Regions from separate parts of the Homo sapiens genome. Here all the other regions are linked to region 2. Evidence: chromatin loops called from intact Hi-C (ENCODE). Cell type or tissue: OCI-LY7. All regions are shown on one strand. Region 1 overlaps PPP2R3B (protein phosphatase 2 regulatory subunit B''beta). Region 2 has its middle 200 kb from the start of CRLF2. Region 3 has its middle 99 kb from the start of CRLF2.

Region 1 (2,500 bases), 640 kb before region 2:
GCAGCAGGGGGCCGGCGGAAGGGACGCTCAGTACGGGCTGCAACGCACAGCCGTGCCCCCAGGAGCCCCCGCTCTGCAGCGGCCCCCACTCTGCAGCGGGAGGCGGAAGCACGGGAGGCTGTGGTATGGAATCAGGGACGGGGGGTTTGGCCGGGACGCACACTCATGGATTCCAGCTGAGCCCCTCGCCCACCCAGATGACGGCCACCCCCTGGAAGGCAGGGCCTGCTGCAAGCTCTGAGCATTCTTCTCGGCCCAGCACTTGACTCCCAGGGACCCTCTGAGAGGGCTGGTAGAGGGCTGCCAGCTACACCTGCAAACCGCACGCTGGACGGCTAAACACAGGAGTCAAAAAGGTCGGTGTTTACACAGAGGAGCCGAACACGGAGATGAGAGGCCCCACGTGTGGGTTTAAAAATCCCCTCTCTAGCAAAGAGGGAGAACTGGTGTGGAGGGGTCAACACAGAAACGCAGCAGGTGCAGGTGTCTGAGTAGGCCAGAGCTCACGTGGGCTAACATTCACTCAGACACATGACTGCAGCCGAGCAACCGGGCCTCAACGGACGCTGAGAGACGTCGGCTGGGGCCTGCACCCACACCTGCAGCCCAGGCACTGGCGCCTGCAGCCACGGCTGCAGCGAGGCGTGAGTCTCCACAGAGCTCGGAAGGCTGGGCTGGGGGACGTGGGGATCATTCTGTCCACCAGCCAAGGGGTGACGGTGGATGCCGCGCAACACAGCGAGGGGAGGATCCGGCACCCTCCCTGCGTCCACAAGCCCCTGGCGGATGCTCCTGAGCTTGGTCTTCTGTGTGGACGTTCCCACCCGGGCTTCTGTTTCCCGTTAACCCCCCTTGCTGCAGCTCCCTGCCAGGTGGGGAACCCAAGCCCTGCCTTCTCCCTGCCACTGCCCAGGGAGTGGCATCCTGGGCAGCGTCCTGGCCAAACCAAAGGCTGCAAGGGTTTTGGTGACCACTGGCCTTGGGAGGGGAACGGCACGTGCCCTGGCGGTGAGAGCAGGAGGTGCGTCAGGGACGCCCAGAGCCCAGGCTGTCACCACGCTGAAGTCAGTTCCAAGTACAGCGGGGCTGCCGCGTAGGGGACGGCGCTTTCAGCCATGCGTGGTGCCGTGTAGGGTCTGTGCGTCCACCCGAAGGACCCCGTGGGGACGCCGGACAGTGTCTGTGTGACCAGGACAGGTGAAGAGGGGCGTCTGTGTGCTGAGTCAGTGTGTGGGGAGCGGGAGAGTCACTCCCCAGGCGGGGAGGGCCAGGCTAGGCAGCACAGCTGTCCTGGGCTGGGAACAAGGTCTGAGCTGTCCTGCTGTTGCCCGGGGACAGAAGGCCCGAGAATCCCTGGGCAGGAGGCGCAGGCAGTGGCTCCGGCAAGAAGAGCTCAGCCAAGCAGCTGCACGGCCCCACTCCAGGTACATGCTGGGTCCTACAGTGAGAGCATGAGCCGTGTAACACGCCATCGTCACACGGGAGCCTCCCCGGACCCACGGTGAGAGTACGTGTAACACGCCATCGTCACACGGGAGCCTCCCCGGACCCACGGCGTGAACGCATGCTGTTCCGTTCCCAAGGCCGGCGGTCGCTGAACGCCCCCACCCCCCGAGTTTGGTTTGTCAAGGATGCCGGTGACAGGGAAGTGGGCAGTGGCAGGGAGGAGGAGGAGCTTGGGTTCACCATCGGGGCAGGCAGCACCCGCCAGGGGGTTAGTGGGAACAGAAGCCCAGGTGGGACGTCGCACAGTCAGAAGATCAAGCTCAGGAGCACCCGCCAGGGGCTCGTGGGTGCGGCCAACGTTGGCCGTGGAAGGCTGTGCCCGTCAGAGGACCCCTGAAAACAGTACCGTGCTGCCCGGCCGGGAGCGTCCGAAGGCGGAGGTGCGGCACCCCAACACGTCCAGTGGCTCCAACACGGGTGCTCCCTGACAACCCTGAGGGTGTGTCCAAGTGGGGTGGACCCAACAGACAGAGCCCACACTCATGCGCGGAGTGAAAGCAGCCAGGAAACGTCCCCTTCTCCCCCAACACCACCCCCACAAATACCCCCAAATATGCCTGTAATTCCTCCACCACCCCTCAGACAACATGCATTTCACACGTCTGTCCTCACTCCCTAAAAACGTGGAAACCTATTTTCTGTAAAATGAAGCAAACTTCTGTAAACGGAATTCATGATTTCCCAGAAACTGACTTTTTAAAAATAAACAGTCCTCACAGGTGCATCGTCACCACAGCCCCCCACAGAAGAGCCAGGGCCCCACTGCAGGGCTGAAGGGCTTCCTCATCCAGCCACGTGCGAGCTAATCACCTCATTGACTCTGCGACCAGCGAGCCCGCACCGCCCAGCACCTCCCACCATCTAGAGCAAATCCCGCACGAGGCTGATCTCGCTCTTCGCAGGTTAAGAGGATTTTAAAGACACCAGCCTCGCCCTTACCCACTTACAGGCAAAATGTCAAAACCTGGAAGACAGAGGTCAAAAACTCCGAAGG
Region 2 (2,500 bases):
GGGAGGAGGGCTTGAGCCCAGGAGGTCAAGGCTGCAGTGAACTGTGACTGAGCCTCTGCACTCCAGCCTGGGTGACGGGGACCCTGTTGTCTAAAAATAAAAATCAAGAGAAATCCAACAACGGTGTGATTAACACAACATGGCAACATTTCATAAGTAGTCAGACGCATGTACATACAGATAGGGGAACTTACTGAGTCCTACCTGGGCTTAAGGACGGAAAAATACCCTGATCCTTCTTTTTTTTTTTTAATTTGAGATGGAGTCTTCCTCCGTCCCCCAGGCTGGAGTGCAATGGCATGATCTCGGCTCACTACAACCTCCGCCTCCCGGGTTCAAGCGATTCTTCTGCCTCAGCCCCACCAGTAGCTGGGATGACAGGCGCCCACCATCACACCCTGCTAATTTTTGTATTTTTAGTAGAGACGGGGTTTCACCATGTTGGCCAGGCTGGTCTCGAACTCCTGACCTCAAGTGATCCACCCGCCTCAGACTCCCAAAGTGCCAGGATTACAGGCGTGAGCCACTGCGCCTGGTCAATCTTGCTTTTTATAAAGACAAAAAAGGTGCCTGTCCCACCTCACAACTCAGCCCTCGGGTAGTGGTTGAGCCCCAGGTAGCTTCATTCACACCCGCCAGGGTCATAACGAATGTTTCTTTTTTTAGAAGCACATTCTCTGCTTTTCTTTTCTGGTTTTCTTTTTTAACACACAAACATATTTTTAATATAGTTCTAAGAGAAGAAAAAGCAGGTCATAAAACTGTAATAAGTTTTCCTAATATTTTATTTATTTTTCATTATTACTATTTTTTAGATTTGCCAGCATGTCAAAAAGAACCTTTATTACTTTCTATAATTGCCTCTTATGCTTTGTTGCCACATGCCTTTGGAGCGGGAGCCTCTGTGGCAGGTGTTTCTTCTATTTTAGAGCTGGAGCCTTTTTTGTTGTTGTTTTGTTTTGTTGAGAGGGAGTCTCACTCTGTCGCCCAGGCTGGAGTGCAGTGGCACGAACTCGGCTCACCGCAACCTCCGCCTCCCAGGTTCAAGCGATTCTCCTGCCTCAGCCTCCCGAGTAGCTGGGATTACAGGCACCTGCCACCACGCCTGGCTAATTTTTGTATTTTTAGTAGAGATGGGGTTTCACCATGTTGGCCAGGCTGGTCTTGAACTCCTGATCTCAAGAGATCCTCCCACCTCAGCCTCCCAAAGTGCTGGGATTACAGGCGTGAGCCAACGTGCCTGGCCGGAGCTGGAGCTTTTTGACCCTTCTGAGCTTTTGGAGCAGGTGCCTCTGTGGATGTAACCGTCTTCTCACTCTACTTGGCAGGTGTTTCTTCTATTTTAGTAGCTGGAGTTTTTGAGTCCTCTGAACTTTTGGAGCAGGTGCCTCTCTGGACGTAACCATCTTCTTACTCTACTTGGCAGGTGTTTCTTCTATTTTAGGAGCTGGAGTTTTTGAGTCCTCTGAACTTTTGGAGCAGGCGCTGCCTTCTGGCCTGCGGCTTTCTGGGAAAGAATCTTCTGGGCTGTAGCCTTCTTACGCACGGCGGTCATCTTTTTCGCTGGAACTTTACCAGCAGCTGCAGCTGCAGCCGTACCCCTTAGCAGCAGGTGCCTTTTTGGAAGAAGCTTTCAGGAGGGCTGCCTTTTGAAGCGTCTTAACTTTATTCTCGATAATTCTGTTCCTCATTTTCTTTGCCTTCATAACTTTAAAATGATCCAAATCTGTCGTCTTGGCTTTTTGGAGAAGCTTTCAGGAGAGCTGCCTTTCGAAGCTTCTTTTTTTTGAGATGGAGTCTTGCTCTGTCACCCAGGCTGGAGTGCAATGGCACCATCTCAGTTCACTGCAACCTCTGCCTCCCGGTTTAAGCGATTCTCCTGCCTCAGCCTCCCGAGTAGCTGGGATTACAGGCACCCGCCACCACGCCCAGCTCATTTTTGTATTTTTAGTAGAGACGGGGTTTCACCATGTTGGCCAGGCTGGTCTCGAACTCCTGACCCCAGGTGATCCACCCGCCTCGGCCTCCCAAAGTGCTGGGATTACAGGCGTGAGCCATTGTGCCCGGGGTCTTGAAGCTTCTTCATTTCATTCCTGATGGTTGTGTTCCCATGTTCTTTGCTTGCATAACTTTAAAACGATTGAACTGTGTCATTTTGCCTTTCCTTTCTCTGGCTTCCATCTTCTTGGCCCCTCGTCTGGCTGCCCATTCTGTGTTGATGTGTAGCTTCTGCCAGGCCTGTCGGACGTACCTCTGGCGGGCGCGGTGTGGAAGCTTGAGGAGGAAATCTGTGAGCTGCCTGTGCTTGAAAGGCATGGCCTGTCTCCTCCTTTGAGTGCACGGTCCATCAACCAAAGCCCTCTTCCCATCAATAACATCTGTAGTCGCGACCGGTTTTCCAGCATGAGGTCCAAAGCAGACGTAGGCCACCCGGGCAACCTCCACGAACTCCCTGAACACCATGTTGGCAGCCTTAGGCGAGAAGGTTAATCTTTTATTT
Region 3 (2,500 bases), 100 kb after region 2:
AACCCCTTGCATTGAACACGGGACTTCTGAGTTCTGGGTAGAAAAGCTCCTTCCTGTTTGCAGGTATGACCTTAGATTTAAAAAAATAAAAATACCGCATGCAAATGTAAATGTGCTTTTACTTCTGTGTTTAACGGGATACAGAGGTTGTGATCAAACATGCACACTTAAAAGATGCCTTTGAATTATCTTTCAGAAATCAAAAATGTAATCCAAAAGCCATTTGAACTATGCAAGAGCTGTACCGTTGAAAGGGTATGTGAAATGTTATTTGACTCAACGGGCCTCACATCCACAGGCGGTCTGTAACATGACCTCCATGTTTCGTAAAAATTCAGTGTTATTTACAAGTGTATGCACCTATGAGGCTGGGTCATTGACAATGAATGAGCGTCTCCATCTCTAGGGTAGCCATGAATCAAAAATACAGGATCCAGGGTTGAATCGGCTGCCTTGAATGAAATAAAAATAACATTCATTGGATGATAAAAGCAAATCCTATGGATTTTGCAAAAGTGGGCGCTCACATCGGCAGAAGCATCCGATTCGGAAAAATAAGGCGACCCCTCCTACAAGCACCTCCTCCGAACTGGCCGTCTAGAGGCATTTTTTTATCCAGTTTGCTGAAAATCCAATGGGTGTGCCTTCATGAGGAAGTCTGCTGGGAAATATGGCTCCATGCCCCATGAACTTTTTTGTTTGTTTGTTTGTTTGTGTTTTTTTGAGACAGACTCTCAGTCTGTCACCCAGGCTGGAGTGCAATGGTGTGATCTCCGCTCACTGCAAGCTCTGCCTCCCAGGTTCAAGCTATTCTCCCGCCTCAGCCTCCTGAGTAGCTGGGATTACAGGTGCCCACCACCAAGCCTGGCTATATTTTTGTACTTTTAGTAGAGACGGGGTTTCACCATGTTGATCAGGCAGGTCTCGAACTCCTGACCTCAGGTGATCCACCCACCTCGGCCTCCCAAAGTGCTGTGATTACAGGCGGGAGCCACTGTGCCTGGCCCCCGTTAACTTCTCCAGCTTGCCTTTTTACCTGCAACCCATATGTCTAGTAGTATATCATTTGTCTTTCACCTTTTCTTCCAATCAGAAGACACCATGATGCTATTTTCTAACCAGCATTGGCCACTGGTCAGGTGCAGTAGCTCACTCCTGTAATCCCAACACTTTGGGAGAGGAAGGCGGCTGGATTGCTTGAGCCCAGGAGATGTAGACCACCCTGACCAACACAGCGAAACCTCATCTCTGTTAAAAACAAACAAAAACACGGGGCTGGGAGAGGTGGCTCATGCCTGTAAATTTCACCACTTTGGGAGGCCAAGGCAGGTGGATCACTTGAGGTCAGGAGTTTGAGACCAGCCTGGCCAACATGGTGAAACGCCGTCTCTACTAAAAATACTAAAACTAGTCAGGCGTGTTGGCAGGTGCCTGTACTCTCAGCTACTCGGGAGGCTGAGGCACGAGAACTGCTTGAACTGGGAGACAGAGGTTGCAGTGAGCTGAGATCACGCCACTGCACTCCAGCCTCGGTGACAGTGCAAGACTCCATCTCAAAAAGAAAACACAAAAAATTAGCTCTGTGTGGTGGTGCAAGGCCGTAGTCCCAGCTACATGGGAGGCTAAGGTGGGAGGATCACCTGAGCCCAGGGAGGTCAAGGCTGCAGTGAGCTGTATGAGCCCCAACGCACTCCAGCCTGAGTGACAGAGTGAGACCCTATCTCAAAAAACAAAAGAACTGGCCACTGTTTCCAGGTAGATGGATTTCTGCAAGGAACAGCACTGTGTGTTTAATGAAATTAGAAGGACCAGCCGGGCGCAGTGGCTCACGCCTGTCATCCCAGCACTTTGGGAGGCCGAGGCGGGCGGATCACGAGGTCAGGAGATCGAGACCATCCTGGCTAACACGGTGAAACCCCGTCTCTACTAAAAATACAAAAAATGAGCCGGGAGTGGTGGCGGGCGCCTGTGGTCCCAGCTACTCGGGAGGCTGAGGCAGGAGAATGGCTTGAACCTGGGAGGCGGAGGTTGCAGTGAGCCGAGATCGCGCCACCGCACTCCAGCCTGTGTGACGGAGCGAGACTCTGTCTCAGAAAAACAAAAAAGAAAAAAATAAAAAGAAGGACCGTTCAGCCCAGAGAAAGTCTCAACATACTCTTCACCCTGTTCGTATTATAAATTAAATTGCATCCCCCCAAAAAAGATTTGTAGAAGTCCTGACCTCCCCGCCCCCCACCCCACAACTACATCAGAATGTAACTTTCTCTGGAAATACGGTGTCTGCAGCTATCACGAGTTACGATGAGGCAGCAGTGGACTGGGATGGGCTCTGATCTAATGACTGCTGCCTTTGTAGAATTTTTTTAAAAAATGTGGATACGTAGAGGCACAGACACACAGAAAAGCCACGTGGAGACGGAGGCAGAGACTGGAGTGATGGGGCCACAAGCCCAGGGATGCCTGGAGCCCCCAGGAGCTGAGAGAGGAAGGAAGGACCCTC

The links. Peaks named below come from ENCODE experiments on the same cell type or tissue, not always from the same donor. Only the 100,000 strongest peaks of a DNase experiment are listed, where the experiment ranks them.
Region 1: it touches region 2 in a loop (8-fold over the local background); 2 of 110 quality-filtered maps call a loop at or near these places.
Region 3: a loop joins it to region 2, with 11 times the contacts of the local background. A loop is called at or near these places in 3 of 110 quality-filtered maps.

Annotation. Positions count from the first base shown.
Region 1 is chrX:369,780-372,279 of GRCh38, forward strand. The region is part of intron 1 of PPP2R3B (protein phosphatase 2 regulatory subunit B''beta); the gene reads right to left. Among named protein-coding and RNA genes, the nearest start is that of PPP2R3B, 16 kb to the right of the region's middle. In OCI-LY7, a CTCF peak has its summit at 992; DNase peaks (open chromatin) are centred at 532, 1,032, 1,692 and 2,312; H3K4me3 peaks cover 2,500 bases; H3K27ac peaks cover 2,500 bases.
Region 2 is chrX:1,007,639-1,010,138 of GRCh38, forward strand. It overlaps the pseudogene RPL14P5. Among named protein-coding and RNA genes, the nearest start is that of CRLF2, 200 kb to the right of the region's middle. In OCI-LY7, no CTCF peak of the experiment used is centred here; DNase peaks (open chromatin) are centred at 623, 903 and 1,363; H3K4me3 peaks cover 343 bases; H3K27ac peaks cover 2,500 bases.
Region 3 is chrX:1,112,190-1,114,689 of GRCh38, forward strand. No RefSeq gene overlaps it. Among named protein-coding and RNA genes, the nearest start is that of CRLF2, 99 kb to the right of the region's middle. In OCI-LY7, no CTCF peak of the experiment used is centred here; DNase peaks (open chromatin) are centred at 42 and 1,432.